Regions from separate parts of the Mus musculus genome. Here all the other regions are linked to region 3. Evidence: chromatin loops called from intact Hi-C (ENCODE). Cell type or tissue: left cerebral cortex. All regions are shown on one strand. Links, peaks and the distances in the headings refer to the core of each region. The heading gives the core; the rest is flanking DNA. Region 1 has its middle 36 kb from the start of Gm15942. Region 2 has its middle 7.3 kb from the start of Gm24833. Region 3 has its middle 91 kb from the start of Gm15942. Region 4 holds the start of Ncald (neurocalcin delta). Region 5 has its middle 21 kb from the start of Gm24833. Region 6 has its middle 14 kb from the start of Gm15942. Region 7 has its middle 26 kb from the start of Gm15942.

Evidence for each region. Hi-C counts contacts between places; a loop is a spot of excess contacts. Peaks named below come from ENCODE experiments on the same cell type or tissue, not always from the same donor. Only the 100,000 strongest peaks of a DNase experiment are listed, where the experiment ranks them.
Region 1: a loop joins it to region 3, with 4 times the contacts of the local background. A loop is called at or near these places in 11 of 42 quality-filtered maps.
Region 2: a loop joins it to region 3, with 5 times the contacts of the local background. A loop is called at or near these places in 2 of 42 quality-filtered maps.
Region 4: a loop joins it to region 3, with 4 times the contacts of the local background. A loop is called at or near these places in 7 of 42 quality-filtered maps.
Region 5: it touches region 3 in a loop (2.4-fold over the local background); 3 of 42 quality-filtered maps call a loop at or near these places.
Region 6: it touches region 3 in a loop (2.7-fold over the local background); 9 of 42 quality-filtered maps call a loop at or near these places.
Region 7: a loop joins it to region 3, with 3 times the contacts of the local background. A loop is called at or near these places in 11 of 42 quality-filtered maps.

What each region holds. Positions count from the first base shown.
Region 1 is chr15:37,734,223-37,738,534 of GRCm38, forward strand. It overlaps a transcript of Ncald not described here. Among named protein-coding and RNA genes, the nearest start is that of Gm15942, 36 kb to the left of the region's middle. In left cerebral cortex, for the core only: a CTCF peak has its summit at 2,364; DNase peaks (open chromatin) are centred at 205, 647 and 2,231; H3K4me3 peaks cover 140 bases; H3K27ac peaks cover 736 bases.
Region 2 is chr15:37,608,694-37,613,005 of GRCm38, forward strand. It overlaps a transcript of Ncald not described here. Among named protein-coding and RNA genes, the nearest start is that of Gm24833, 7.3 kb to the left of the region's middle. In left cerebral cortex, for the core only: no CTCF peak of the experiment used is centred there; DNase peaks (open chromatin) are centred at 1,758 and 2,426; H3K27ac peaks cover 1,819 bases.
Region 3 is chr15:37,789,466-37,793,777 of GRCm38, forward strand. It overlaps a transcript of Ncald not described here. Among named protein-coding and RNA genes, the nearest start is that of Gm15942, 91 kb to the left of the region's middle. In left cerebral cortex, for the core only: a CTCF peak has its summit at 2,508; DNase peaks (open chromatin) are centred at 832, 1,906, 2,336, 2,779 and 1 more place; H3K4me3 peaks cover 1,931 bases; H3K27ac peaks cover 2,528 bases.
Region 4 is chr15:37,456,089-37,460,400 of GRCm38, forward strand. It overlaps Ncald (neurocalcin delta), which reads right to left and starts at 3,294. Exons shown (of 4, transcript NM_001170868.1): 1 at 3,129-3,294. In left cerebral cortex, for the core only: no CTCF peak of the experiment used is centred there; DNase peaks (open chromatin) are centred at 606, 1,709, 2,246, 2,477 and 4 more places; H3K4me3 peaks cover 3,708 bases; H3K27ac peaks cover 3,165 bases.
Region 5 is chr15:37,580,163-37,584,474 of GRCm38, forward strand. It overlaps a transcript of Ncald not described here. Among named protein-coding and RNA genes, the nearest start is that of Gm24833, 21 kb to the right of the region's middle. In left cerebral cortex, for the core only: a CTCF peak has its summit at 2,454 (motif pointing right); no DNase peak of the experiment used is centred there.
Region 6 is chr15:37,711,752-37,716,063 of GRCm38, forward strand. It overlaps a transcript of Ncald not described here. Among named protein-coding and RNA genes, the nearest start is that of Gm15942, 14 kb to the left of the region's middle. In left cerebral cortex, for the core only: no CTCF peak of the experiment used is centred there; a DNase peak (open chromatin) is centred at 2,493.
Region 7 is chr15:37,724,508-37,728,819 of GRCm38, forward strand. It overlaps a transcript of Ncald not described here. Among named protein-coding and RNA genes, the nearest start is that of Gm15942, 26 kb to the left of the region's middle. In left cerebral cortex, for the core only: a CTCF peak has its summit at 2,004; DNase peaks (open chromatin) are centred at 924, 1,063, 2,123, 2,474 and 1 more place; H3K27ac peaks cover 3,894 bases.

The DNA.
Region 1 (4,312 bases), core at 89-4,088, 55 kb before region 3:
CCCGAATCCAACCCACATCCACCCCTCTCCCCCAGCCCTGGAGTCCTCTGTAACTTACGGTTGCCGGTCGCTACCCCAGCTTCAAGAACTTCAGAACCCAAAGGTTCCTACTTACTGGAAAAAAGACCACCAACCACCCACGCAGGGCTACATTCCCCTCCTCAATACGATTTATTCACAAACTCTGAGTGCATAATAGAAATCTAAAAATAACACTGCGTGGTAGAATCTAAGGCCGAGCGCCAAGATTTTCCCAGGGCTTCACTCCAGCAATATTGAAATTGCAGGGGTGGTTTGGCGGGGTTTCTTGGTGGTGGTTATTTTGTTTGTTTGTTTGTTTTATTTTGTTTTTTTCCCTACACCAACAGAAGCTTGGGGAGTTGGGTTTGAAGTCAGTGCAGTCTAAGGATCTGTGCTATGGGAATTACAGTCAGTGCTGGTTTGAAGGTCTCAAACTGCTAGGAAAAGTGTCTGGAAAAAAATAATGATAGTACAGTGAATGCCAACATCACACTGAGAGCCACAAGCTGAGCCATGAGTCCAGATGTAACAACTCAAAATAAAGAAATAAAGAAATAAAAATAAATAACCAGTTTCGAGCAGTATTCGGTTCCCTGGTTGGTTTACTGATTGGACTGCAATTAAGCTGCAATTTAACTCCGTCACTTTCCCTGTCATCATCCACAGCCAATGCCGGTGCCAATGGTTTCCACGTTGAGAGTGTCATGCTGGAAGTTAGCCCCAAGTCTGTCCCCTCAAGTAGCTTACATTCTGAAGGGAGAAAAGAAATGCACAGAAACCATGAAACGTGGTGGGAAAGGGAGAAATTGATGCTGGAAGGAGAACAAGTTGTGTTTCTAGCAAACCTAAAGGAGTCTACCTTTAAATGATCTAAGACATGGAGTCTACCTTTAAATGATCTAAGACATGAGTTAGGAAGGGAAGTGAGACAGGGTTGCTATGTCAAAATGTGTCATCTCTACATGCTGGCAATCAGGAAAAAAAATATTAAATTACAATACACAATGGTTTTTTTCTTTTAAATAAAAAATCTAAGACAGGCATCAGAAAAGATGTCTCAGTGCTTACAGCGACTGCCATGAAAGACTGAGTTCCAGAGTACTGGTCCCCAGAACCCAGGTAAGAACTGGATGGGTGTGGAGGAGGCAGAGACGTGGAGTCCCAGAGCAAGCTGGCTGGCTAGATTGATAGAACAGCAAGCTCCGGGTTCAGTGAGCACGGGTCCCTGCACACACACGGGAATACATGCACACCTACAGCTTACACACTTCAAAAATCAAATATGTAGGACTACAGCTAACAAACTATACTGCCTGAACTTCTATACTGCCTACTAACAATAGTGATGTGCTAATTAAAACACACACACACACACACACACACACGAAAATGGATAATACTCTGGGCATGTGAATTACTAAGATATCAGTTCTCTCAATTTGACCAAGTCATTCAACTAAGACTGGTTCAAAATTGCAGCAGACTCTTCTTTGCAATACTGTACATATTTGGTCCAATGAAGGGAGAGAAATCAATAAACATTACATACTGGGTGACCCTGGACAGAGGAAAGAGGTTTTGTTCTAGAAAGAGAAGGACATTTAAGTCAGACTGCCAAGAGAAACACATCAGGTTTATACACACAAAAGTTTCTGCCATTGAACCATTTTTCAACTTCCTTTAAAAAAAAAAAGATAGTTTTATATGATTCAGCCTAATTAAACTAAAATAAAAAATAAATGCCAAGGATAGTTCTGTAGGTCACTCTTCTGTTTAGAGAGAAGAAAGGTTAGCAAAATTGCAAGCAGGAGAAAGAAGGAAAGAAAAAAGGAAGGAAGGGAGGGAGGGAGGGAGGGAGGGAGGGAGGCAGGGAGGGAGGGAGGGAGGGAGGGAGAAAGAGAGGAAGAAATCACAGAACTATAATCCATTTAAGAAGCATTGTGAATTTGGGGAACTGATTAATTAAATGATTAATTAATTAAATGATTAATTAATTAAATGATTAATTAATTTGGGGAACACCTTAATTAAAACCTGTCTAGTTAAAAACTTCTTCCCAGGGCAAGAGAATCATCAGTTTACAGAAGACATGCAAGCCCAAGGGCCTGGGGAGAAGTGCTCAGCCTCACAGCCATCCCTGGCATAAGCAGGAAGGCCTACGATGTGATTCCAAAGACTCTTTAAATCCTAGTGCATGTCTCTAGAGAGTGAGAAAACACTCACACATTCCTTCCTTCCCAGAATACACAGTGCACAGTTTCTGGAGAGCAACCCGTCTTCATGTGGAAGATTCTGCATAGCCTTCAAATTTTGTGACTCAATAATTTCACCACTAGGAGTTTCTCCTAGGATTTTATTATGTAAATAATAAAGAAAAAGGAATCAGAAAGACAAATGCAAAGGATATTTAGTGCAAAATATATTTATAGATACTTTTATATAGAGATATAGATATTGATAGATATAGATATGGCATTGAAATAATCAAAATACCCAACAATGAGAACCTTAGAATGTTATAATTTACTTTAAAATCCATATATTAAATATATAGATAGAATATTATAGAATATATGCATTCTTTTAGAAAATAAATAGATTCTAGATATATAGAGACTATATTTTTTTAAAGAAATGTACCAAATGATAGGATTACATTTAATATCTTTCTCTTCGTACTTTCAGGGTTCTCACTCTTTTTTTTTTTTCTTTTTAGAATAGCATGGGCGAACTAAATTTTAAACTGGCTGTATTTTTTTTTCCAAATCTCTCTCTACCCATTAGGCAGCATTCAAATTAAGCCAAAGAGTGATGGGTGCTTTGCCCACACTTTCCTTGACAGCAGTAAGCAAAGCAGACTTTACCCTAATGCAAAGGACACTGATGGCCAGGAACCTTTCCTAGCGCATCTGAGGCCTTTACGTCCATCCCTGGGCAGAATCCCAGGACTATTTGTAGCTGTATAAAAGGCAGTTGGGCAATACAGTTGTATAACATTCATTCGGCTACCTCGTTCCACTGTCATTTTCCACCATATGCATACTCTGCCTCACCCAGGTGGCATCAGTGCTATGATGGGCACTTGGAGGATCTGGATATGAAGCTATTGAGTTTGAGAGTTTACAGGACAGAGTGATGAAGTTTGTAATCCTTCCTAATGGTAGTTAACGGGGGCTCTCCCCAGGTAGAGAGGGCCACAAGGCTATTCCCCTCATCTTCCATGGAGACTCGCCTGGAGTTAGTTACCATTGGTGCCAAGCCAGGATCAGTAGTTACAAGCATAAGACCAACCTGAGGATCCCACACTGGAAGAGCAAGGCACAGCAGGGGAACAGTGAGATTTGAAATATGTGTGCTCAGAAACTGGTCTATGCAAACCACCTCTTAGCCATGGCCCACGTGACAGAAGGCAACGTCCTCACTGTTGTCTGGTCTCCAGTTTCCAGAGCTGGGGAATCTCATGCTAAGGGTTGAGTGGAAGTAGGTGGAGGAAACAGCCCAAAGTACAGCCTGCTGTCTGCTGGCTCCGGCACTGTCACAATTCGCCTCTTTGGGAAAATTCAATAGTAAAGTTTTCTACATTGTTAACACATCTTGGAAGCTCATGACCCTGATGTAACAAGTGACACTGAACCCCTAGAAACAGCATCTCAGGAAGTAAGTTCATGGCCAACTGACTGTTCTACAACCATTTCACAACCATTTCGTGGGTCAGCTTCCTAGTGAGGAAGCCCTTATTTTGCAGGGTGCTTGTTGCTCACATATATACACGTGCAAGCATACACACACATGCACACAAGCACACTGTACACACCTCTTCCTGTGAAGAACTTGAAGCTTATGGGAAATACGTGGTGGAACAAATGAAAATGGGAACTTTAAATCAGTTTTAGGTATGCCGCTACCGTCAGGCCATCTGTGAAGCATGGCCACGGTGTGACCTCCTTCCTATGTGGCAGCGTTATAGGAAGGCTGTGTGACTGTGATAGGCAGCCTATTTTGGATGAATGGGGCTTGTTCTGGTGACCCAGTAGAAAACTCTACAAGGAAAGGCGAGGCATGTTCCCAGAATCAGGTGCCTGAAACCACAGAGCCCCCCAACTCCATAATTCTGTGACTATCAGTCACGCAGACAATGTCCCAAGCTTCTGGCATTCTTGTTAGACTCCACCCCCACAGTTACCTGACTATAGCCAGGTATGCTCCTGATAGCCCACTATAAGAGGGGCTGCTTGGCCCCTCCTCGCTCTTTTTTTTTTTTTTTTTTGGTTTTTCGAGACAGGGTTTCTCT
Region 2 (4,312 bases), core at 195-4,194, 180 kb before region 3:
ATAAGCCAGATGCAAGCACCTGTAGCTGTCATCTGCCCCTGAAATTCTGTGGGATTTGTTCCACAGCATGGTTGGCAGGATTGAAAATATGGACCTAGAAATAGAATGTGGCTGTAATGAAAACAATAATATATGCTATTGACATTGGGAACAGGTGGCAATAGATCATAAATATAGTGTTCTGCAGTATACATTTCTATGCTAAAATATAAGGAATAAAATAGAATACAAGATTATAACCCATGTTGACACCTACTCCCCCCCCCCAACGGAATCATTGTTATTGATAGAAACCTGAGAGAATTTTAATCTTCTGCATGTACCTAAAGCTTTGAGAAAGAAGGCCTGGAGAAAAAATATTTACAGAGCATGCTAGATAATTTTACATCAACCAGACACAAGCTACAGTCATCAGAGAGGATGAAACCTCAATTAAGAAAATGCCTCCATAAGATCAGCCTGTAGACAAGCCTGTGGGATATTTTCTTAATTAGTGATTGATGTGGGAGGATCCAGCTCATCGTGAGTGATGCCATTCCTGGGCTGGTGGTCCTGGGCTCTATAAGAAAGCAGGCTGAACAAGCCATGATGAGCAAACCAGTAAGCAGCATCCCTCCATGGCCTCTGCATCAGCTCCTGCTTGGCTTGAGTTCCTATCCTGACTTCCTTCAGTGATAAACAGTGACATGAAAGTATAAACTGAATAAACCCTTTCCTCCCCAAGTTGTCTTAGTCATGATGGGTCATCCCAGCCATAGAAAGCCTAACTAAGACACAGGGTGACTCGAGTGGGCTCAGCAGTCTCAGGCCAAGGCAGTAAGGAGCTTACAAGTACAGAAGAACGGGGAGAGGCCCTGCTCCATAGGCGTGTGGAAAAGCCATACCACCCTGGCCTCTGTGTAAGCCTGAGCCATGGCTCTTTCTTCCTATGTCCATCAGTGGCAGCTTTGACTTTTCCCGGCTTGGTTTGTGGCATCTGTGTTTGAAAGGCTCTTGAGGCTGCCTCCGGAGCCTCCTGGAACTAGTGCCTCAGATAATTTCTCAGGGCCCAGCACTCACCTGCTGTTTAATTAATCAATTAATTAATGGTCCTAAACAAGTCATTTCAGCCCACAGACTTGCATTCCCTTGACAAATGTCTCTACAATGGCTATTTGTCCTAACTCTCAAACTACGGAAGCATGAGAACTCCTTAAGTTCAGAGTGTGGAGCCCCAGGTCAGGCCACAGGAACTGCTGGCAAAGTGTAGACTGTACAGGAGTGAGGAGAGGGGTTACCTGGTGTGGGTAGTGTGTTTAAAGACTTATTTCTAGCCATGAAGAGAACTTTAGTTGGTCATCCCATCTAAAAAAGAAGACATTTCTCTTTAGACCATCCCCAGGAAGTAAGAACAGGGCTCATGGTACATCATGAGCCAGTTATACCTAACATGTGAGAGCCCCCTTCCCCAAAACTAGATGAAGAATGGAGAAATGCCTCTCTAGCTGAATGTATGTATGCATGTATGTATGTATGTATGTATGTATGTATGTATGTATAGGGCAGTTGACTTCTCACTGGCTCACCCATAATGCACCCTGCTGCCAGGGTGTCAGATCCAAGTTTATCCCTGGAAGATGCTGGCCAGGAGTGCAAGTGGAAGCTCGGAGGAAGCCCCATATGGCTGCTCATTCTGAGGCAAGCGAGAACATTCCTGTCCATATGAAGAATGTAAATGTCAGAGATGCAGAGCTGCCAGTCCATCAGATGAAGTCGCTAACAATTCACATCTTCCTAGGCTTCTGCCTCAGCCTAGACCAGCTGGAACTCCAGCAGGCTTATAAAACACCTCTCCGCCAGCCATGGACCATGCTTTCTGATTCCAACACACCCTCTCCATATGCACTGGCTTGCTGAACCACATTCCCTTCTCTTCCCTAGTTTCCCTGGCTACAAACACCAGGCAAAGCCAAGGGGGCAATGGCAATTAGATACAGCACAACCCTCAATGAATAAAAACATGTCTAACTCGGAACCTGCCTGCTTCCCATTGCTCATCATCTCTGAGCACAGCTGCAGAGCACACGAGTGACCTGGGGCTCATGCAAGGCAGGTCTCATCAGCCTCCAGCACAAGACTACATAGGCAAACCCCATATCTAACACAGCATGGGTGGAGAGAGGGCAAAGGGAATAGATGGGAGAGATTTGATATGAATAGTGTGACCAGACAGATGTAGGGGTGGATAGCACTGAAAAGTACGTTGAGTTGATTCTCTCCAGGGTGGTAACATAGCAAAGAACTTGATCAGATTAGAATAGAGCCCTCTATGTGGCTTGTTGATTGCCTGTGTGGGCAACTACACCTGCAGAGCTGGCTAGAGGCCGACAGCCACAGGATGCTTCCTTTCCTAACCCACACCTTCTCCTTCCCACAGTTCCCTTCTGTCTCCTGCATGTTTGGAGGAATGTGGGTGGGTGTGTATCCTGGGTACCTGGGAAGGAGCCCAACTTTCTCTTAGTAAGACTTCTGCCACTGGATTGGATGCAATGTCCTCACTATGTATAATGTTGCTGTAGGGACAACCACACGTTCACATTTGAAAGAGGCACACTTTGCTTCCAAACTGAGTAGTTGGGACAGAAGGTCATCCTGTATTGCCTAACTCCTCTGTCCCAGATGAACAACAGTCATTTCTGGTATGAGTCTTCATGTGGCCACCTCTGTGGCCAACTCTTCCCAATTTAATGCTCACTGTGGAAAGCAAGAGATTGCCACAGTCTCAATGAAGTCTTTGGGATGTAAGTCAAGTGATAGATGATGGTTATTGGGACTATTTGTTATGAAAGGTCCTTCCCAATCATGTTTAGACACCTGGTCTCTGCCTGGCATTGAGATAGTCATTAACTGTCCCCAGGAAGTAAGAGCAGGGCCCATGGTGTATCATAAACCAGTTAGAAAATACATGTGACAACCTGCCACAGACTGGATGAATAACAAAGAAATAGCTCTCTAGCTGGGCCAAGGGAGTATTTATAGGACAGTTGACCTCTCACTGGCTTACCCATAATGCATTAACAAATGACAAGTCCAATAAGGATACCCCAGTACCCATCCCATTCCCACCATGAGACTCTTGAGAGACCACTGGGCAGCACACTGGCATGTCTTCCCTCCCACTCTCCAGAGTCCTCTCTTACTTTTCCTTAACTAATCCAGCTTCACTCTGCCTTATCTTCCCTTATTCTTCTTGAGCATGAGATAACAAACTTAGAATGTGTCTTGGGTGACCAGCTTTTATTGGGTGACCATTGGTTCAGCACCCTAACTTCACAAGTTAAGTTCATCAAGAGCTGAGCCCATTTGCAAAAACTCCCATCAAGGAACTAGGGCCTAGTTGAAGGAAGGTCACTGGAAACTTACCTTAGAAGGTTGTATTGTGTTGCCAGTTCTCTTGTCTATCTCTCTTCTCTTCCCCCAGTCCATACCCCTTCCTTGTTGGTCATTAAGTGATTTCCTCTACCACATGTTTCTGACTCCATGATATCTTGTCCAGGTACCCAGAACCGAACTACCATGAACTGACCTCTCTCTAATGTCCCTGCTCTCCTAGTTGTTCATCAGGTATCAGGTCACAGCACAGAATAATTAAAGGATTCTGACCTTATGCTAGCCATCTTTGTAAGCATTGCTGACCTCCATCTGGAGAAATGTAGAGCCAGCCACTCGGTGACTTGTAAAACAACATGGCTATAAAACAATCACTATAGCCTTCTCAAGGCTGAGAAAAGGAGGCGTCAGGATGGCTCAGCAGATGAGGATGCCTGCTGCCAAGCTTGATGACCTGAGTTTGGTCCCTGGGACCTACATATTGGGGGAGAGAACTAATGGTTTTGAATTGTTCTCTGGCTGTCACATATACACTACAGCATGCGTGCTTACACACACACACACACAGATGTAATTTTTAAAAAGTTATAAAGAACTGAGAAAAATAGCTCAGTGGTAGAACACTGTCCAGCATGTATGAGGATCTGGCTCAGTGTCCAGCACTGGGAAAACAGTAAAGCAAGCTAAGAAGAGCTTGGTAAAGGACCAGGAATTTCAATATGAAGTACTGGGCTGAGGCTTCTGTCGTAGAAACATTTGTAAAAACCCAGGCTCAGCCCTGAGCTTTACTTATGAGAAGTGCTTGGTAAAAACACTCTGTTCTCAATGAACAGAAAGGGAAATAAGATGTGGTGTTGCTCAGCAGCCAAACAGACTTCATAGACACAGCCACCTTTGTACCCCAGCCCTGGGAATGGCTTGCCTTTCGTGAATACACCAGGGG
Region 3 (4,312 bases), core at 224-4,223:
CTCATCAGACCCTCGGAAACCCACGCCAGAAGGAAGTGATAACCCAAGGAAGGGCCAGAGAGTCAGGCTGGCCCTGACCTTTCTTATCCCCTGAACTTGATAGGTATTCTTCCACCCTGTAGCCAAGCTTGAGGAAAAGCTAAGGGAAGAGGAGTTAGGATTTTCTCCACTGCTCATCTGCCTCTAACAACTGGAAGAGTGCATCTGAGCTTGGACCAGTAGCTCTTATCTATGAACCCAGAGTGTACTATATGGGAGCAGGGGTCTGCAGCTTAGCCTCAGCTACAGAGCAGGCTGGGGCTAGGGCTGCTTAAGATCCTGTCTCAAAAATATTGGGAGAAAAAGGACAGGTGTGAAAACTAAGGTGAAATGCCCGGCTTGCGACTCCCCCGCACTCTCTGATGCTTTTCTTATAATGAATTAAGGACAAAGACTTGCTTGGTCCTCCTTATACTCTCCGTGTTCAATTCTGGCTTGAGAGAAAGCGACTAGATTTTGCTTAACTTATTCATTCAGTGAATACCTGGCTAAACCCCAAATCTCTTTTCCCAGTCCTAGCAGGAAGATTCATCCATAGGTCACTATGCAGGGTGATTCTGTGCCTGTGTACCTATGCCTAGGATGCTACAGCAGCGTGAAAAGGAACAGCCACCTGGAAGGGCAGTATCCAGCGCCTGCTGACTGCAGTGGGTAGCATCTGGATAGGAAGTAGATACAAGAGTTGACAGGAAGGAGGGGGCTGACAGGTGCTCCTGCTAATGGGGGTGGGGTGCTGCCTGAGAAAGGCTTGGTGAGATTAGGACAGCGTTGCATGTGTTCTTGAAGTCTGGGTTTTATCTGGAAAGCTTCTGACAAGCCTTCAAAGGAAGTCAGCCAGAGGGACTAGCTTAGATTTTTGTTTTCAGAATGATTGTCCACAGGATGTAGAATGAACTGGAACAAGAAGGTTTTGATTGGGAGCGGTAAGCCAGCTGGAATGTAACCGCAGCAATTCAGGCAAGAAGGAAATCAATCAACAACCACAAAAATAGGAAAGGGTCACATTCACTTGGTTCTACCTATACCCAGCTTGATGGATCTGAGGGCCACATCCAATTTGTGTAGCATCCCTGAGGTAAGTTTGATACCTACCAGCAGCATCCTTCTCGCTCCAGGAACCACAGGAGAGGTGAAGGCGGCCAGCTCATAAGAGCTGTTCTGATCTGAGCCAGAACTCAAATATAACATCTGGCTGCAAAACCCTTGCTGGGTATGTCCACAGCTGTGTTGGCTTGCGTATCTGGATATTGAGTTACAGCTTCTCTACCCCACCCCACTACACTACACTCCGCGTCTGTGTGCGTCCCTCCCCCTCTCACCTTTCTCTCCACCACATATGCCCCTCCTTTGCAGTCCCTGGCATCATTGCCTTGGGCATGAAACTCAAGCATCTCCCAGTTGGAGTAAAAAACTTCACAAGCCTTGCCAATTCGGCCTAACCAAACTCGGCCAGCAACCCAGCTCCCGGTTAACACAGTGCCCTATGACTGTTCTTTTCAATTAGTCAGAATCAGGAAAACTTTGAGCAAAGGCTTCTGTGGTTTCCTTCTCAGAGAGCTGAATTTGGCACCTCGGCTTCTGTGTTTCATACTAGTCCACTGAAGACTTGAACCTGCATCTTCAGTTGGGGGGCTGTCCTTTAGGAACACAGGCAGACTAGCCTGCAGCCTCGGACAGATTCACCCGCAGGAAGAGCATATGAAGTCTTCCTCCATCCTCCCCACCTCCTCAATCCGCCCCCTTCTCTGCACGAAAGTTACAGAAAGCATTTGCAGCGAGAAACTTGTGTATTGTTTCCTGCGGACAGGGAGACCTCCTGCCCCTCCCGGGCTGATACAACCCACTTTGCACATCCTGCTTCTCCGAAGCTAAAAATAAATCCGGTATGCACTGAAAACTCTCCACGTCTCCCTAGCACACACTTCCCCCGCCCCGCGAGGTTCCAGACACGAGAATCTTTCTCTTTAAAACGCAGCGGATTTCTGCCGCAGGTTCCAGCAGCACCTTCGGCGGCCCTTAGCCCCCTCCCCAGCCACCCACCTCCCCCACGGGCTTCCTGCAGCTTTTCACTGTGGACTCTGCAGGCCCGGGCCGGTACCGACGTCCCTGACCCGGGGAGAGCATGCTCCGGACATTCCCCGACCGCCAGGCTCGCCGACGCCCCCTTTCGAGCTAGCGCGCCTCGCCGGGTCCCTAGCAAAGTTGCTGTCTCCTCTCTAGCCACCAGCCTGGGGCGTATCGGTTTAAAGCTTGTTGGTCCCTGCAAGGCGCCGGCGTGGGGTTGTGGGGGAGGGCAGGGAAATTGACAAGGTGGGTGGCACTGGGGAGGAGCTGCAAGGACCGGGTTCTGGGGGGCCCCGCGATCCCCGCCATCCTGGGCTCGCGCCTCACCGAGAGCTCTTCTCCCCCTGCCGCCGCTCCCGGCTCGGGTCCCGCTGCTAACCCGCCCAGCTGCGGCTCCCGCTCCCTGCTAGAGGAGGGAAGGCGCTGCGACTCACCGCCAGGGCCGCTCCCAGCGTCTGTGTCGCCGCGGGCGAGGCGGCGGCGCCTTTCCTCCTCCCGCCTCCCCCTGGACAGCTCGCCGCAGCCGCGCCCCCCTCCCCAGCCTCGCTCGCTGACCGCTCCCCACCGTGGACGTGGCCTCTCCGTGCGATGTGGCTCGGCTGCTTCTGTCGGGGTGAGGGGACCAGCCGAAGCTGGGATGCACAGGTGCAGGGGCAGCCCCGCCTTGTACTGCTGCAGCCGCTGGCCTCAGCCGGGTTCCCTCGGATCCTAGCCCACCGCAAGCTTCAGCCAAGCAGTGCCCAGTGGGTGTTATCTGTGTGCTGTTAACGTCAGATTCAACTTAGAATTATTCCCCATGCTTTCATTGCGAGACCTGGCGTTCCTGTCACCTCTCAGTTATTCAAGGGATCCTCGAGAGCCTTTTAAAAAGCACCCCCCAATCCCACCCCGCAAAAAACCCTCTCTTGCACCAATAGGTCTACGATGAGGTGGGAAGCCTCCTCTTTTTTACTGGCCTATTCTCTTCTCAGCGCTTTCTGTCAAGGGATGGCTTAGCAAGGACTCGCTCAGGAAAGATGGACAGCAAAGGGGCGTGTTTCTTACACTATTCCTCCCTGCAGAATGTCACCAAACTCTGTCCCTGGTGAAGATAGTGAGAAGCAAATGTCTTGTCAATGCAATCATCCAGTGTTTATCAGGTGTCTTCTTGCTGTGTTGGCCACTCATGACCTCGGAAAAGCCACTTTAACTTTTTTTGTTGGTTAACCCAGGTGACGTTTCATCAATTAAAAAAAAAAAACAAAACAAAACAAAAAAACCAAAATCCTTCTTATTTAAAAATAACAAAGCAGTAAAGAAACGGTGCTTGGGTCATGCGTGTTAGCAAGATTCCTGGCCTTGCGTGTTGGCAAGATTCCTTCATAAGATGATCAGAGAAATGGCATTACCAGCCGAGGAGATAACTCCAGCAAAGTACTCGCTAGACAAGCATGGCCACCTCAGAGATCCACCACCAGAACCTATGTAAAACTGCCTGGTGAGGTGGTATGGGTTTGTTAACACCAGAGCTGGGAGGTAGAGACAGGCACCTTCCTGGGGCTCCCTGACCAGCTAACCCCACCAGGCGAATGAGAGACCCTGTCTCAAAACAGCCAGGTGCACAGTGACTGATGAAAGAGACTCAGGGGTGACCTCTAGCTCCCCTCACCACACCCACAGCCCCGCCCCCGTCCCGTCCCCGCCCCCCCCCCCCCCCCCAAGCGCGCAGAGACAGAGACTTTTAGATCCTTGCAGTCGCTTATGCCAAAGGGTTCATCTAACTGAAATCACTCTTCCCTAGGTCTAATTTGACTGAAGAGCAAATTGAAATTCAGAATTTTGCCTAAAGTAGATTCAAAGATTAGCCCAGCATTTTAGGCAAGCTCTGGAGTTACCTGGGGAGTTATGTCTTTGTTTGTTTATGTATTTAAGCGCTAGCCCCGGACCCTCTCCCGAGGGATTCAGACTTGTAGCTCAGGGGTGTGACCTAACAAGGATCTGTTTTACAAAAGCCCCCAGAGAGTCTGTGGTACATATGGTATTGGAAGTTACCATAGGTTTAGCCTGAGACAACTCCAAAACACAGTTTTGAGGCCAGAAAAGATCTCAGCTGCTATTGCAAACTCAAAGGTCCCTAGAGATGAACGTAGGTGACGAATCAGTGACCTATTGTGGGTTTACAGAGGCAAATGGGAATGGGGGATTGCTGTGATCTCAGTGCCTCCTCCCA
Region 4 (4,312 bases), core at 115-4,114, 330 kb before region 3:
CACTCACACCTCCTTCTTGGCCTTAGCTATGTCTTGCATCCAGTTTGGCTCTTCTGGGAAGTGTCTGCTTTTCCCAGCATGCTTCATGAAAGCACCGTCCACTTATCTTCCCTGTGTGGATAAAGGTCTCTTTGTAAACAGCTATGGTCCTCTGTGGCACACGGTTTGAACTTGAGTGACCTGTCAATAGTGTTTTCCTCATAACCCATATCTACCCAGGTAAGAGTTCCTTGTGCAGGTAACAGAAGACGAGTTAAGGGTGGCGGTGGTGGGGTATTAAAGGTAAATTGCAGATTTAGCAGCTGAGGGATCTTGCCATCCCCGTCTGCACCAGTATTTAGAGTGTACTGTGAAGTTCTCAGGGTCCAAGAATAAAATCAGATGCTGTGGAACTGAAATAAGGTTATGGACTTTGTCCAGGGGGTTCTATGTCCTTTGGCCCCACAAGCTCACATATTAGTTACCTCCAGAGCAGACAGAATCCAGAAGAACCCCAAGAACTTGGGTGGTTAAATAATGTCATCTTTATTTCCACCAACCCCAAACTGAAATTTAGTATTTCTTTCCACTAAAATGTGGGTCACAAACCACAGTGCCAGGGATGTTGCCAAGACAAATCGCAGATATTTGCATTTCATATTGCAATTCTTAGACTAACTCTATTTCAAAGCAGCCTTCACGCGAAGCACTGCCTCATTACTGTGGTAGCTATTGCACCTGCTGGTAGGGTATATGACTTAATAACATATGAACAAAGCAATTATCCTGTCATAATGAAAAGATAGTATATTTTATTTTTTATTATTTTGTATGTTTTGAAATTATTCTATAATAACTTTATCCCTCCCATTTTCTTTGCTCCCTCCAATACCTTCTGAATCTCCCCCCTTCCCCTGCCCCTCTCCCCTCCCTGCTTTCTTTCAAACTCATGGCCTCTTTTTCTTTTTCTTTTTTTAAAGACACATTTTCATGAAAAGTAGTTTCCTTTGCAACACAGCATACTTTGTTTTATGCACTTCAGATATCATTCTGGAAAAGAGTCCACAGGTAGCACCAGACGGCCAGACGTGCTCGTGGCACTGAAAGGGTTAAGGCTTCCTGAAACTAGACCCAGAGCCTTTAATAATTCAGCAGCCAGGTTTCTAGAGTCAATCATTCCATGCTGGCATCTTCTGAGGCTGAAGCACTCTTGACCTTGATAGCAGGCAGCACAGACTCGCTGCTGCAGGGGGATGCTCCTCAGCCCCCTTTCCTTATTTAAAAAAAAAAAACAAAACAAAAACAAAAAACCAAACCCTTGGCTCGAGGCTTTGAAAGTTCTTATTTTCATCAGGGAGGCTCTTTTCCCAACTTTTTATCACCGACATTTTGCCACTAACACCGACTCTCTCTCTCTCACAGTTTTGATTGTTGGAATCCAGTCTCATGCATGAGGGCATGAGGATGTCGTACATAATCATCTTGTGAATTTAAAACCAGGGAGAGAACCAAGAAAAAGAGTGAAGATAACAGTCGACACAAGAAAAGTTAAAGCACCAAGTGTATACCACGAGAGATGCCTTTAAATGACAGTGCTAGCTGGTCCCCCCATTCTCAATTGAAATGTCACACACCAGTTGACTCATGAAAGTGGTAGCGTCTGGGTTACAAGAACATGAGGTCAGTTAAATGACTGGAAGACGTCTTAGTAAATACATGTATGTACAAGCACATCAGACAGTGGACAGTCCTAACGGAAGCTCTGATCAAAAGGTCCATTCACTGAAAGCTGCTTGGAAAATAATTGATTCAAGCAGTTATTCATTTACTGCTGCGGCTACAGGCTCTCAGAATTCTCACCCAACGAGAGCAAAATGTAGAACCCACAATTCTGAGCCTAGTAACAGAAGCAAAAAACAATGTATTCTTTCACCAAACTAAAATATAACTATATCGTCAACCTACTGTCCAAACAATGTATTATTTCTCCAAACTAAAATATAACTATATCATCAACCTACTGACTGCATATATCGAGTGGAGCCAGTCTATCTATGCTCCTTCAAATGCTGGTTCTATTTCAGATGGCTGTCTAAAATACGCCTCGTTTCTGTTAAATCTGTAAGATCTAGAAACCTGTTTATCCATCTAGGCTTCTGTTTGCTTCAGAACCTGAGGTTTCCTTGAAACTTGGAGCTGCAGAAGGAGCTAGCAGAACCACAGCAATGCACACACAACAGCCGGAGCAATCCTTGCTCATCAGTTACCAAATCACTCACACAAGACCTGGAGCAAATTTTTATCGAGCATCCTCAATCTACATTTCAGTTAGGGAAGACCTCACATCAATGCATATTTAGTTCCAGGCTAGTTTCTTCTCAAGATAATTACTTTTAAGAATAAAGATCAGAACCAGCTTACAGGACTCCTTAGAAAAGGCCAGTCAGTCCCTCCTCTTCACCAGGGTTTTCAGAGAGAGCGAGCCACAAAATAGCACTTCACAGTAACACCCACAAAACAACCACACGCACACACATAAAGGTTCCACCCCGACTTCCTTGGCATATTGCAGATTCTTTTCTCTAAACAGGAAGCTGTTGACAGTTCCCCTCTTATTTACAGAGTACCAAAAGCCCCCTTTACAATAATAACCACAACTTTCAAAGTCTAGAGTCTTTTCTCACGGTTCCCATTGTTGCTAATTATACATGCTGCAAATGAGGTAGAAACCAAATTCCAGACTGCTGTGGGCTGACGCAGAATCAGCAGCAGCAACAAGGAAAAGTTAGCTGCTCCCTCCAAGGCGGTGCTGGAGTTACCAGACCCCAAACAACACTGAAGGAGGGATTCCTAGAATTCAAGGGAGCAAATTTGGCTCACGCTGCAAAATGAGAATTTCTAAATAATGTATGTTAGCAAGCATTGCGCAAGAAAGATTACATTTTAACCTACTTCATGGAACACTAATCCAAATTTAACCAAGTTCCAGAGACTGCCTGAAATTCGTGACTGGAAGCTGCTTCACATTCTTTGGCTCCGTTCGTCAGTAACTGCTCTTGAAGGCAAAGTTGTAGGAGGTTAAGAGGGGAGGGAAAACCATCAGGGGCTGTGAAACCACGTAACTCCTGTGTATAAAGCAAACCGATTACCTCACGCTGAAGAAGTGGGGGTTTAGTAGTCCATGCTCCTGCAGCCCCTGGGAAGCAACAACCACAGCTGTAGGGACAGCAACAGCGGCGGCGGCGGCAGCAGCAGCAGCAAGGTCCAGCATCCACCAGATTCTCACAAGCCTTTGACTGTGCGGACTCAGCCACAGACTCTGCCTCTGGCTGACGTCAAAGTCCCTGTCACATGGCCAGATAAAAGCCAAGAGAGCATTGGTTGTCGTAGCAACCACAGACTGGCTCTGAAATTATTTCAATAGGTCATCTGTCACTGATGTGTGTGCTCGTGTGTGTGCATATCTGTGTGTGCATGTATGTATACACATGGATTGCAAAACCATTGTGAACAGTGCCCGGCAGATAATTTCAACCCTCAAAGTTGTGACTCACGAGTGCCTGCAACTTTCATCATTAAAGCCTGCTTGTCCTTTCTCTGGTTGCCAGAAAATGCATGCTGTGACCCTTAGTCTTACTATCACAGCACAGAGCCCCTCCCCCTCCAGTCAAAAAAAGAAGCTGAAAACATTCATGAGGTGGTTTTCTTAGTGAATTAAATTCCCCTCTAAATAAACTGAGAGAAAACAGCTTTCAAGAGATTGTTGGTGGAAAAACTGTATATTCTTGAAACTGAATCCTCATCGGTGTCCCGAGAGCATGCCGATGAAAGATGGTGTGGCTGAAGGAGCCTGACAGGAAGGAAGCATGCTGCAAAAAGCAGGGTAGATAAAGCCAAGTCGCATGCCACCTAAGATTCCTTGCAAAAATGATGACCAGAACACTTCCACAAGGGCACAACTTTAGAAGGACCTGGAGATGATGAGAAAAGGGGCCAGACCCCTCCGCAGGTCCCACACTCTACCCTCCCACGATTCTCTGGTCCATAACGGACTGAGGGAGTTTCATGTTGAGTGACTGGTTCGGCATCCCACAGATGGAATCTCCCTACCACAGAGGAGTCAACAGTGCAGCCCACCTGTTCCCAAATTACAGCTTCATTGCCTTCAGGGACACGTTAGCTGATCTTTAGCTCTGTGTGAGTGCTTATGACCCAGTTCGTTCTCATTCTTAATTAACAGGAAGCCAATTAAACAAAATTGAGTAAAACCCATAGGAAGGCATTATGAAAAACCCATTTAGAAAATGTGGACTCATTCAAAAAACAAAGGAGC
Region 5 (4,312 bases), core at 175-4,174, 210 kb before region 3:
TCTCCCTTGCCTCAAACAGGAAAGGTTACTTGTATTTACCTTCACTTATTGTCTGTATGTTTTTAAAAGACGCCTTTATTTAATTCCTACAAAGAAAACAACTCCAAAGGAAGGAAGGAAAATTTGACCTTTCTGTGATAAATGAGTTATTTCGTCAATAGCTCTGTTCCTCTGAACAACAGCTCTTTAAAGCCCTTGGCATAAGAGAAGCCAACACCTACAGCCTGAGGCTTACTGTGAATGAGTGAGGAAAACTATGGGGGGAGGGGAGGGTGTGGAATGGAGAAAAGGGAGTCCGGAAGCACTGAAAACCCTGCTCCCTGCAGGTGTCTTAACTGAGTGAGCACATTGTGGCTCCCGTTCGCCTCAGCTTAGCCACCCTTGGCCAACCCTTCAAGGCAACTGCAGAGCTGACCTCTTGTTTATGTCTCATCATAGGCTCCGTGATCGTGTTACCCAAACCCACCCACAGATGCTGGCAGAGCCCTAAGTTCAACGCAGGCAAGCAGCTGCTGGGCAGGTGCACTTCTGATGCCTAAATACGAAGTAGGGATTCTGAGATGATTTGACTTTATAAGGAGCCACCAAACCAAGAGGAGAGAAACAAACAAATGAGATGCTAAATATGCAGGTGGTGGTTACAGTAATCAGTGGACAGCATAGTAACACCACATTTTTGGAAGTGATGTTTTATAAGGACTCAGAATTCATAATAAGGAGTCTGCAAAAATGACTTTCTAATACATACAAAAGTCAAAACTTTATAAACATTATGCATACAACTTCAATGGGATCATTCTATTTATTAGTTGCCAGTGAACAGAAGTTTAAAATGAAAGTATAAAAACACCAAGTAGCCTTAAAATGAATAACCGTGAAAAGCTAGCAATGCTATTCTATTATCTGAACTTTGATGAAGTGAGCTTTTAAAATTCACAAACATGGTTGCCATGGAGTCAAGAGCATATTTATGTGCAAATTTATGTGCTTTTAAAAAAAAGGCTAGTCAGAGAAATATTGATATATTTAAGAACTATCTCTATATATTTGTTCTGACTCCTCACTCTTCTTATAACACCAACCCTCATCTGGTAACTTTGAGGAGCGTTGTAAGACGTTGGTGACTTTTCTGTGTTGTGGGGGTGGAGTAAAACCCATTTGTTTACCTCTAGCCACAATCTGCTGGAAAGCAGGCAGTGAGCACATCCCATGCACTCTGCCTTTTGTAAGTTTGTCCGTCCATGGTGGAGATCCCAACATTCCACGACTCATAGCCTGGACATGTAATTCTCATATGACAATGTGCGTACACACCCTCAGGTGGTTCCCACTGATCCACACCAGTGTGATCCTTGCCTGTGAAGTGCAAGGTTGAGCCAGTCATTTACCTTCAGCCAACTATGGCATCTCCAACTGGATGGATACCTCCCTAACTGCTTGGCAAGAATCCAACTTAGCAGGCTACAGCATTCGCTGTCTTCTGCTAAATTTGAGACAATGAGCTGTCCTGTGGAGACAGGGCTATGAAATGCCACATATCAAAGAGTACTAGGTGGTTCCTAGATGAGAATCTGTCCAGGTGGCAGTCACAAAGAAAGTGGGAGACTTGGTACTTTAAGTCCTGTATTTGAGGTAGTTTTTTATGTAGCAATAGACAGCACAAAACTCATGGGTTTTGTTATAGTTTGGATCTGGAATGTCCCACAGGTTCATGTTCTGAGCAGTAGGCCCTCACTTGTGGCATTGTTTGAAGGCTGTAGGGGTCTTTAAGAGGTAAGGCCTCCCTGACAGATTTAGGTCAATCAGGACAGGTCCTTGGCAATTACACCGTGGTTCCAGCTAGCTTTCTGTGCTACACAATCGGTAGCAGGTAACTACTGTCCCCCCCACACACCCCCATTCCTGCCTCCACAGATGGAGCCACTTTGCAATGATTTTCCTGATAAGCTAGACTGCTATCTCTCTGAATCCAAGAGCCTTAAGAAACATCTCCTCTCTTTAGTTTTTCTGTCAGGTGTCTGCCACTGTGATGTAGAAGAAACACATCGAATTCCAGTTCTCATTGCACTCAATCAATTATGTTTTGCCTTTGAGAATTATTTTTGTTCTCTTTTTTTCTAATTGTTGTTGTTTGCTTGTTTGTAATTTTGTTTTCCAGATGGGTCCTCCTGCAGCCAGACAGATCCTGAGCTCAAGATCCTCCTGGCTTAGCCTCCTGAGTACTGAGATTACAGATCTGCACCACCACACCCAGCTTGCTCGTCCTTCCCAGGAGGACAAGAATGCAGCAGAGTGCTTTATAAATGTATATAGTGCATTTCGTTTTAAAGTTCATCGATGAATATCCTCCTCTAGGTAGGAGTCTTGACACACAAATGAATTACACGCCAAAGTGATTTTTTTAAAAAAGATTTTATTTATTTTATTTCCATGAGTACACGGTTGCTGTCTTCAGACACACCAGAAGAGGGCATTGGATCCCATTATAGGTCCTGTCCACGTTCTGGTTCTGTCCCAGAGTCAACCCGGAATATTACATGACATTCAGTCACAATGTTGACTTAGGCTTCTGCCTGAAACAATTCCTTATACGTCACTTGCTTTTTATCACACTGATGATTTTAAAGAGTGCTGGCCAAATAATTAGAATAGGCAAATACTAGAATCTGTTTTATATTTTCTTCATGTTTGGTGTCAGGAAACATGACAAGAAGAAAAACCACAAAGGTAAAGAAAGTGCCCTTCTCGCATAGATCAGATTCCTCTTAGTAACATGGCAGGTCATTGGGACATGAACCTCAGTTCCCTGGGGAGGTGAGACAGAGAGAGCTTGCCTGGCAGGGATGAAGCTCTGGTCTCAGTTCTACAGAGCAGACAACACTCCTATCTCCAGTAGCATTTGTCAGGCTCTACCATAGTTTTTCACCCTTCCCATTCTGCACTCGATGGAAGAAAATCATTGTGTAGCCTGTGCTTTGCCTCCTGTCTGTGAACCAGCTGGGATCCTTCTTCTGCAAGGGTTGGGGGGCGGGAGCAAGGGCTCCATCGCTTATGTATTTATCTACCCAATCTTTCACATGAGTGTAGTTCTGTTTCATTCACTCTAGGTTATAGTTCAATGTTATTTTATTTATTGTGCAGAGCTCTGGCAAATGGGTCCCACATTTGTGTGTGTGTGGGGGGGGGGGGGGGAGTGAGATGCTTCTCTTTGTCTTTTTTGTTTTTCTCTTTCTGGTGCTGCTGGATACTCCTAGCTCATCTTGCATATTTCCTGCCCTTGTCCTAACCAACCCTTTCTCCAAGAAACCTGACTTTTAATGCAAAACAGAAACCAGGGTCCGAGCAGCAGTGTGCACCTTGTTACAAGGGTGTCAATGCTTCCAAAATAAACCAGTGCTTCAATCTCCTCATAGGAGCAACAGATATAACTATATTCATTAATTTTTCTGGACATGGTAGCTCAAACCCATAATCCCAGCACTTAATAGGTAAAGACAAAAGAATTTCTGTGAGTTCAGTGCTAGCTGAGCTGCATATGGAGTCTGGAGTCAGCCTAAGATGTGGAGTAAGACTTCATCTTAAAAAAAAAAGAAAAAGAAAACAGAGAACACACAGGCACACGCACACACACTACAAGCATTTTTAGAAAGAGATTACTATGCACCTGAACTTGCTAGAGTACTTTGCACAAATAGAAGCTTAGTTAATTATTGTAATGGTATTGTATCACCAAGCAAGCCAGTACTATTAGATCCATTTTAAGAATGAGAAAATCAAGTTACAGAGAGGAGCCGGCATATGCACATCCACTAAGTAGGAGAGCCAGGGAGAGCACTCGAGCATCTAGATTCAGATTTGGCACCTCCCCCACTCTTTCTCATTGCCTCTCCGTACGGGTCAGAGGGCTCAATGACCTGCTATCTCAAACTGCTGAATCAATTAATCCTTCTGTACATCCTTAAGGCATACATGTACCCAGTAAGTGCCAGACTCTGCTGTAATGTCTGCCTGGCACCCCTGAAATACCTCTTGGCCTATGAGATCCAACTTAACATGGCAGAGGAGGTTGCTGAGTGTGCCCTAAGAGATAATCTGAGCTCTGTTTATCTTATCTCTGTCCATTTATCAGTTCTGTTGATTTTAAAGGGACGGCTTAGTGTCTCTCTTAAACATAAAACCCCCATTTCTTATGCTGCACTGATAACATATTTGAACAAAATGATTCCTGTGAAAGCCATTGAACGAAACCCACGTTCCCAAGTGGAGCTAAGAGAAGTCTAAATGCTCACTTACTTTATGGCTGTCACTTTCA
Region 6 (4,312 bases), core at 161-4,160, 78 kb before region 3:
GAAAAAAATGGAAGGAAGTATTGCAATTCTCCAAGTACTGAAGAGTTATACACAGGAGCTTTTCGCATGTCTGTTTTGAGGAAAGATTTTACAACCACTCTAGGATGCAGTCTGCCACTCTCTAAGGAAGCTGAAAGTACCCTCACCTGTTAACTAGCTTGGGATGTGGACTGACGACTGACGGGCTGTCGAGCAAGACCCACTGCTGTAGGGCTGGATGAGCATGCTGTGTGCTGGCAAGCATGGCACTTAGCTAGATAGCTACTAAACTAGCTCTGCCCATTCAAAAGGATGGACCACATAAACCACCTGCTCTTAAGGACACAGCACCCCACTGTGTGGAATTCCATGATAGACAGCAAATAGAAGAAAACCAAGCTAAAATCCACCAGTGTCCTTGCCTGTCTTCTTATTCCCCAGTGAGCGTTTGTGGAGGCATGTTATGGTTAGAGCATGACCTTGCACAACTCTGTAGCTGTAGAGCAAAGCTAGAATTTTAGACTCTGACACCAGGAGTATGGGTTTCCAGCAAACACCCAGAGTGCAGAATGCTACATTCTTACTTCTTTTCAATAGAGGTTCATGTAATGAAGAACATGCATCCTTGGAAGGTAAGATGTCAGTTCAACAGACATATGTTTAAAGCTTTAACAATTATTACTTTCAGATTCGATAATTCCACATTTTTAAAAAGTACTCAAAATCATAAATAATATCATAAGAAGCGTAGAAGGAGAGCCAGGCATGGTAGTGCACGCCTTTAATCCCAGCACTTAGGAGGCAGAGACAGGCAGATTTCTGAGTTCGAGGCCAGCCTGGTCTACAGAGTGAGTTCCAGGACAGCCAGGGCTACACAGAGAAACCCTGTCTCGAAAAATCCAGAAGTGTAGAAGGATTTAACTGCATTTTCTCAAATTTTGAAAGAGAATTCGTGCTCTAAGTATTTTAGTAAGAACAACTGGAGTTCTTGAGAAATGAAAGTGTGATTGCTACACAAGCGTTAAGATGCTGAGATCATAGCCCAGCACACATATAAAAGGAAGGGCATGCATATACACACACACACACAGACACATACACATGCACACACACAGACACACACACCCAGACACACATACCCATGCATACACACATGCATGCACACACATACAGACACACACACACACCCATGCACACACACAAATACATACACAAACACACACAGTCCCAGCGTGTGGGGTAGTGAGCTGTGCACAGGCAGCCTGGCTCCCAGTCCAGCACAGGCTTTGAACCCCAGAGACCTGGCAGGTGACTATTGCCTTCAAGGAACAGCCAGGTGTTTGGCCATGCCCCTTGGGCCCCTGGCTCCTGTTGCAGACACAGCCTCCCACAGTCCCCCTCAGGGATGTGCGTGGCCATCAGTCATGTAGGCAATGCCCCAAGCTCCTTGTATTCTGTCTGGACTCCACCCCCACAGTTACCTATCAGGTATGCTCCTCCCCAAAATTACCTGGCAACAGCCAGGTAGGCCTAGCCTAATATAGAAGGGGCTGATTGCCCCTCCTCTCTCTCTTACTCTCTTACTCTTGCCTCTCGCTCCCTTGCCCCCCCCCACACACTTCCTCCCCTCTATGGCCAGCCTCTACTCCCTACTTTCTCCCTCTCTCTTCCTTTCTAAAATAAATGCCTTAAAACCATGGACTACCTCTTCTCATTGGTATCCACGGTGCTGGAGCAATGGAGCAGGTGTTCCCCTAACCTGCCGAACTGCACATCTAACCTCCCGAGGGAGGCCTCCCTGCGTTCCCAGACAGGGCTTCCTCCAAACCAAGCTAGCTGAGCAAGACAAGGACTCTCCTCCCTGTGAACCCAGCCAGAGCTCTCCCCCCTGCCCTTTTTCCTTCGGCCCAGGAACAGAGCCTGCCTGCCGGCCCACACTCTGGCATCCGCAGTGTCCAGGAACTAGAACCTGCCATCCCCAGCCTCTGTGCAGGCCTGGGGACCCCGAGCCAATTCCAACAGTTCTGTGGGGACTTCAGACTATGCCTTCCCACCCCTGTAGTGGGGGTCCTGCAGCATCTCACAGCCCTGGGGGTGCCAGTCACACTTCCCTCATCCCACCTCGCCCAGCAGCCGGAGCCTCAAGGGACTCAGGACACCATTTCTAACCCACACCAATGCTGTGGGGAAGGAGGGCAGAGACAAGATCACTGGAGTAAACTGGCCACTAGCAAAACTGAAACCCTGTCTCAAAGGTGTAAAAACCGAAAAGGAGGACACATAGTTTCTCCTCTGGACTCTGAGGGCACACTGGGACATACACTTGCAGCTGGTTGCTTGTGTGTGCACTTTCTTGCACGGTGGGGCAGGCAATAGGAATTCCATTTCTTTGCTATGTCTTTGAGGAACTTGAACAGTAAGCAATGGTAAGTCAGAACTCTCAGGCTGACCCTTGAATACCTTAATCTTCAGGAAATCCACTACCTTCTTTGAGTGCTGCCCTCATATTTATGAGCAGGGGTGGAGGGGGGAGATAGCAGATGTCTCCCTCCATGTTTGTTACAAAGTCGGGTACACCTATATTTCACATTTTAAAAATGCGGTAAATGTGCTTATGAAAGAATCTATGTGTGACTGTGGAAATGAGTGGCAAACACCCCCTGATCTCCATGAATCTTCTGTGGAGCTGTTCAGTTACACTGAGCAGTCTGGGCTGCCCCATGGATGTGAGCCTTCTGTCTCCAGCCCAAGCTCTTTAGGCTCAGGAAAAATGCCCTGAGCTATGCCTCTTCTTGTCTCCTGTCTCTTCTCCCCTCCCCTCCTCTTCCCCCCTCTCCACTCCACTCTCCTCCTCTCCCCTTCTTAATAATGGTCTCAGTCTCACTTAGGGTCTGTTCCTCTGTCCTGCTCTGTAACTACTAGGGCTTGAAGACTTTGGAGACAGGAGGCTGACGCTGTACACCGGCCATGTTCAGGAGCACAAAGGTTCTTCCACCAGCTTGTGTTTGCAGGTCCCTTTCTGCACCTGATGGGATGGGCACAGCTCAGTGAGATGAGTGTGGTTCCCATGGAGCAACACTTGGTGTGGCTTCTTCAACAGTAAAGCAGGACTTACACTGTTGGCTACTCATGATTGGAAACACCACCCCAAGCGACTAATCTTCATAGGGAACATTGGGACATTAAAGGGTAGACTCTGGGTTTGCACACTGCCTGCCTCCAATCTGTCCTCTTTCTCAGCTGCAGGACATTCCCTGGCCACTCTTGGGTGACAGTTCATGGGTAAGTATGTGCCTGTGCACTTCACTTCTACAGTAGCCCATGTTGCTATGATATGGAGCAAGACTATATCTTATCTTAGTTTTCTGTTTTAAGAGTCTGTTCTTCCAGATGGCCAGATGTCTATGCCCCCCCCCCCCGTTCATTTGACAAATGTAGTAAGAATTCCCTGGAAACTGGGAATAAAATGGGGAGAATAAACAGACAAGACTTTATCCCTGGACAGCCAATGGAGGATAGAGGCATCCATCAAGTGAATACAAAATTGCAGCTGTGAGCAGCTACATAGGCGCCCTGGGAAGCACTCGCCCTCAAGAAGAATGGCAATGGAGCAAACCCTTCCAGAGGTGGCCTCTCAGAATGAGGCTTCAGTGAGCAGCCACAGCTATCCAGGGTCCCCTAGAAGAGAATCACCCACAAAATGGTTCTCAGGGGCAAAGGAGATGCTCACCATCTTCACAGTGGGGACACAGTAGCACAGGGCGATGGGCTGAGGGAGAAGCTTTACACAAAGGAGAAGCTCACCATCTTCACAGTGGGGACACAGAAGCACAGGAAGATGTGGCTGAGGGAGAAGCTTTACACAAAGTCTTGCTCAGAGTTAGCCCTCCCTACCTATTAACTGTAACTAAGCAACTGTTGACAGAGCGAGCAGTAATCTGCTGCAAGTAGGAGGAGAGAAAGAAAGGACTCTCCGTGCCAGCTCTAGAGCCCTGAGTCTCAGAGGACAGAAGAGTCCCCCTCTCCAAAGCCTGGAGAAAGGGACCTGCAAACACAAGCTGGTGGAAGAACCTTTGAAGCTAGTACGTGTCCCTGGGCACCAACTTCTCCTTCCAAAGCAAACACAGCAAAGACAGAATTGGTGTAATATAGCTGCCATCCCAGCATTTGGAACGTGGAGGTAGAGGGGAGCTGCACAGTGAGTTCAAGGCCAGCCTGGGCTACAAGAGACCCTGTCTCAAAATGAAGAACATAATAATCTTTGTACCATCATGGTGTGTGACACGTGGCCAATCTAGGCTCTAACGACTGTCTGCATTCTGTTGTGCTAACT
Region 7 (4,312 bases), core at 88-4,087, 65 kb before region 3:
TCAGCGGCTGCAGCCCTGAGTTAACTCTTTCCCTGCCATTCTGCAGCCCCAGAATCTCCCCACTGCCAGGGATCAAGGTATAGCCACAGGAGGTCGCTTTCAGAATCCTCAAAACAGAGCCAAGTGCAAGTGCTACCATGTGCAGTCCTGCTCAGTAAACCTGGTCACTCTAGTACACAATGGAGTTGCCATTTTGTACACTGAAAACACAACAAAGGTGTTTCTCGAATATACTGGTAACAATATCGATAATAGTGGCAAACACCGGTGTGCCGCTATGCACGAGGCAGTGTTCTGGGGACAGACAAGTGTTAGCTTACTAGATCCTCCCAAAGGCCCTTACTGTTTTCTGCCCAATTTCCTATGTGAAGAACGAATAGAGAGATGCTAAGTAGCTTGTCCTGTTTGCTGGTAAGCAGCAGGGGGTGGGAGGGAGAAATTAAAGCCCATGAGATCCACCAATAGTTCCTGCTTCTATCCAATCCTTGTCCTGCCTTCCACATGACAAGGACATGCCAGACCAAGGTCACCACAGGCCCTGGAGAACAGAGTCCCCGCTTTTAACCCCCACATCACCTTATGGGAAGGGAGATGATCATCAGACGGCTCTCAAGGGACACAGTTCATTCCATTCTTTCCTTGTTACCAAGGGACCTAGAAAGCCATGAAGATAAAAGCAACGACAGTATGTATTTTACTTATTTTTAGACAGAGACTCCCTGGGTGCCCTGGCTAGCCCGTAACTTGTTATTTACAGGTTGGCCTCAGACTCACAGAGATCTACCTGCCTCTGGCTAGCCTGTAACTTGTCATTTACAAGCTGGCCTCAGACCCACAGAGATGGACCTGCCCCTGCTTTGCTTTCCTTATGTTTGATGTAAAGACGCTCGTTACGACACTCAGCTTCATGGTGTGCTTTGCAGATACTGTGCGAGCACACCTCAGGTGTCCATCCAGACTTGGACCCACTAGCTGGAACTATTAACTAAGTTCACTCAGAAAGATGTCATAAAGCCCTTCCTCTTGCCACATCCGAGATGCTGCTGGAAGGTTTTTCATATGTAACATGAGAATCTTTACTGCATTTATGCTCATTTCTAAAAATAGGCCTAAAGCATCCTCCAAGAAGAGAATGGGCATGTGAGTTTAAGGGAGAAAGAGCCTCACAGCTGATACTACAGCGTCACTTAGATTGATATATAGAGATATGTATAGTTCACATAGATGCTGTAACCAATTAGTATAGAAATTAAGTCAAAAGCACTTTGTACAAATCAATGAATAGATGTTTTTAGCTTAGTCTTAAGGAGCCTCAACTTAGCAAAGATGGCCTGCGTGGGGGAAAAAAAAAAAGAATAAAGACTTATTTTAAATTTTAGTTTTCTCCAGAAATAAAGTATTCAAATTAAAAACAGATGGAAGTGTCTTATTTCTTTATCCTTCCTCGAAATACCAGAAAGATTTCATACTTTAGGACTCATGAATTGCAATCCAGATACCTACACAGCAACTCAAGCCTTCAGAAGCATGCACAGAGAGAGAGAGAGAGAGAGAGAGAGAGAGAGAGAGAGAGAGAGAGAGAGAAATACAGAGAGAGACAGAGAGAGACAGAGATGGGGGAGGGACAGGGACAGGGACAGAGAGAACACGTGCATGAAAGCATACACGGACCCTTTAGTCAGATACCTGCTTTAGTTGTCTATAGTAACTAAACCAGTGTTCTCATACTGACGTACCTACAGCAGGCTAGAGCAATGGTTCAGCATTTGAGAGCACTGGCTGTTTTCCCAGAGAACCAGGATTTGATTCCCAGCACTGACACAGAAACTCACATCTCAAGTTCCAAGATATTTGATGCCGAATTTTGGCTTTCACAGGCCCCAGGCACATACATGGTACATGGAGATACATGCAAGGAAAACATCCATACGTACACTTAAAATAAAATTAAAACAAAATTAAATATCCAAGAATTTCATACCAGCCAGCAATGCAAAGACCTTCAGATGAGGGGCGCTCTTGCAGAGGGCCTAGCACCAACTGCTTGCCTAGTGAGGCCTATACTTTATTGGATGGAGTTTTTCCTCAGCTAATTTCCTTCTGTGCTCACACCCTCTGTCTTCCAGCTAGTATTCCTGGAGAGGCCAGCACAGCTCCTGTCTGAGGGGATTCTGTAGAGTCCTGCCTGACTGATTATCACAACAGATAACTCACACCCTGGCCAACAGCTAAGAAACCTCAAGGTGTAGGCTAGAAGCAAACCCATACCAACAAAATAAGAAAACTAAAGCGCAGAGGGGCTTCGAGGTCTGCGGAGGGAGCGGGGAGAAGAGGAAAGAAACAGTTGGAGAGATGTTCTCTGTGCTCAAAATAGAAATGCTGAGCACATGCAGCAGATTTCCATCTGCTAATCTGGAAAGTCACACTGCTTGGTCCTGATTCAATCAGCGAGGCTTCCTTCTCATATCCGCCAACGTGTTTCCACTGTCCCACACGCAGACAACACCTCCCATGAAGGTGCTTGGCCATTCGCTCAGGGGTGGAGCTGTAGCAACCTGCCCCCTGCCCAAACTACAGGCTCATTCCCAAGAGACTCTCTGCAAACCTTCCCAGAGGATATTCCTATGTTTTCAAAGCTTAAAAATAAAACCTAGACTCATATTGCCTTCAAAACGCATTCAAAGAGTAGGCAAGCTCTGTTTGGAATTCAGCTTTTTTTATCTCACTGTCTGAATCTTCTCTTCCAATCTTGTTCCCAATTTCAAACTCCCCTGGGGCTCTAGAGGCTACCTATGATAGGCACCAAGATTATAAATTATAAATCCATTGCCTTTCTTCAAAGAAAACAAAGCCAGCCATTTCCCATAACACCACATTTCCAAGCAGAGAGGGCTGGTGGCTTTTGGAGATTTTAATGTTTTATACTGATATATAATTTCAAAAGTATATGTGACTCCAAGTTATTCTTGGAAGAAAAGTCTTTAGAACACTCTGGGGTTCTTTGGCCTGTTGGGTTTCAGCTTTGTGGATCTGCACAAGGTCAGGACAGTGAACCAGTTTTCTTTATTCTCCTTCTTGGCTACCACCGATAAACACTGAAGTGACCCATAGAGACTCAGGTAAAAGACAAAACAGTCACAGGGTTGTCACAATCGTTCATTTTGATTTGTTTTGAACCAGGGCCCCACTAGGTAGCCCTGGTTAGCCTGGAATTTGCTTTGTCACCCAGGCTGGTCTTGAACTCACTGCCTCTACCTCCCAAATGCTGGGATTAAAAGCTGGACCTCAAGATGGCTCACTGCCTCACTTCTCCAATATGTAATTGAATACTGAATACCTGAGTTCTGGCTTTTTGTGATCTTTATTTCAATTCCTACACAGGTCTCAAACTCTCGAGCCTCGGATCCCCTGCTTTTACCTCACTGAGTGCTGGAATTATAGGTATACATCACCATGTCTAGTGTTTATGCTGTGATGGGGTTCAAACCCAGCTTATAGTGCATGTTAGGGAAGCACTCCTCCTGCTAAGCCATGCCCCAGTCCTTCTTAGGACAGCTTCAATTTATCACTGCATCCTTGTTCTGCCAGTGATGTGGCACCAGGACAAGACACCTAATGTAAGGGACCAAGCTTTCCCCCTGTAGGGCTTAGGGCATAACATGGACAACCATTTATTACACAAATAGCTCTTCCGTTATTATCCCTGCCATTTATTTAAAAAAGAGGTACATTTACTTTGAAAATTTCCCTTAAAGGGGGGAAAGGAGCATCAGGGCAAAGTTCACATGGCCTGTGGTGCATCCAAATAAGACGGCCTCATCTAAGGCCCTGCAAGCACCCAACACAAAACATGCCCATCTGTGTTCAAGCAAAATCACAACGTACAGGCTCACAGAAAGAGGGCATCTGTGCCCCAGCTCTTCAAGGATGCAGTTGGATGGCTGGATGCTGGTTCTTAATGTTATCTTTCCAAGACTCTGTCACCTTTTCAACTCTCCAAGCTCTGCCCACCTCCATAGACTGGACACTAATCCCAATAAGATCATTTCTATTCCTTCTATCTGTGTCTATTTAAATTGATTACAGTTTTAAAAGAAGATTTCCAAAGACAGAAATATTTCCATTTTGAGAAATCAAAAGACAAAATCAAGTTATCCACTTGACCCATCAAGCCACCCCAGTTAGAGTCATTCCAACTGTTGCCTGGTCCTCGCCTCAGGGAGAAGAGGGCCCACAACTCCCACCGACACTGCTAAAGGCTTGCCACCCGTGGCAAGAGATCAAACTCAAAGCAGCTATCACTAGGAGGAGA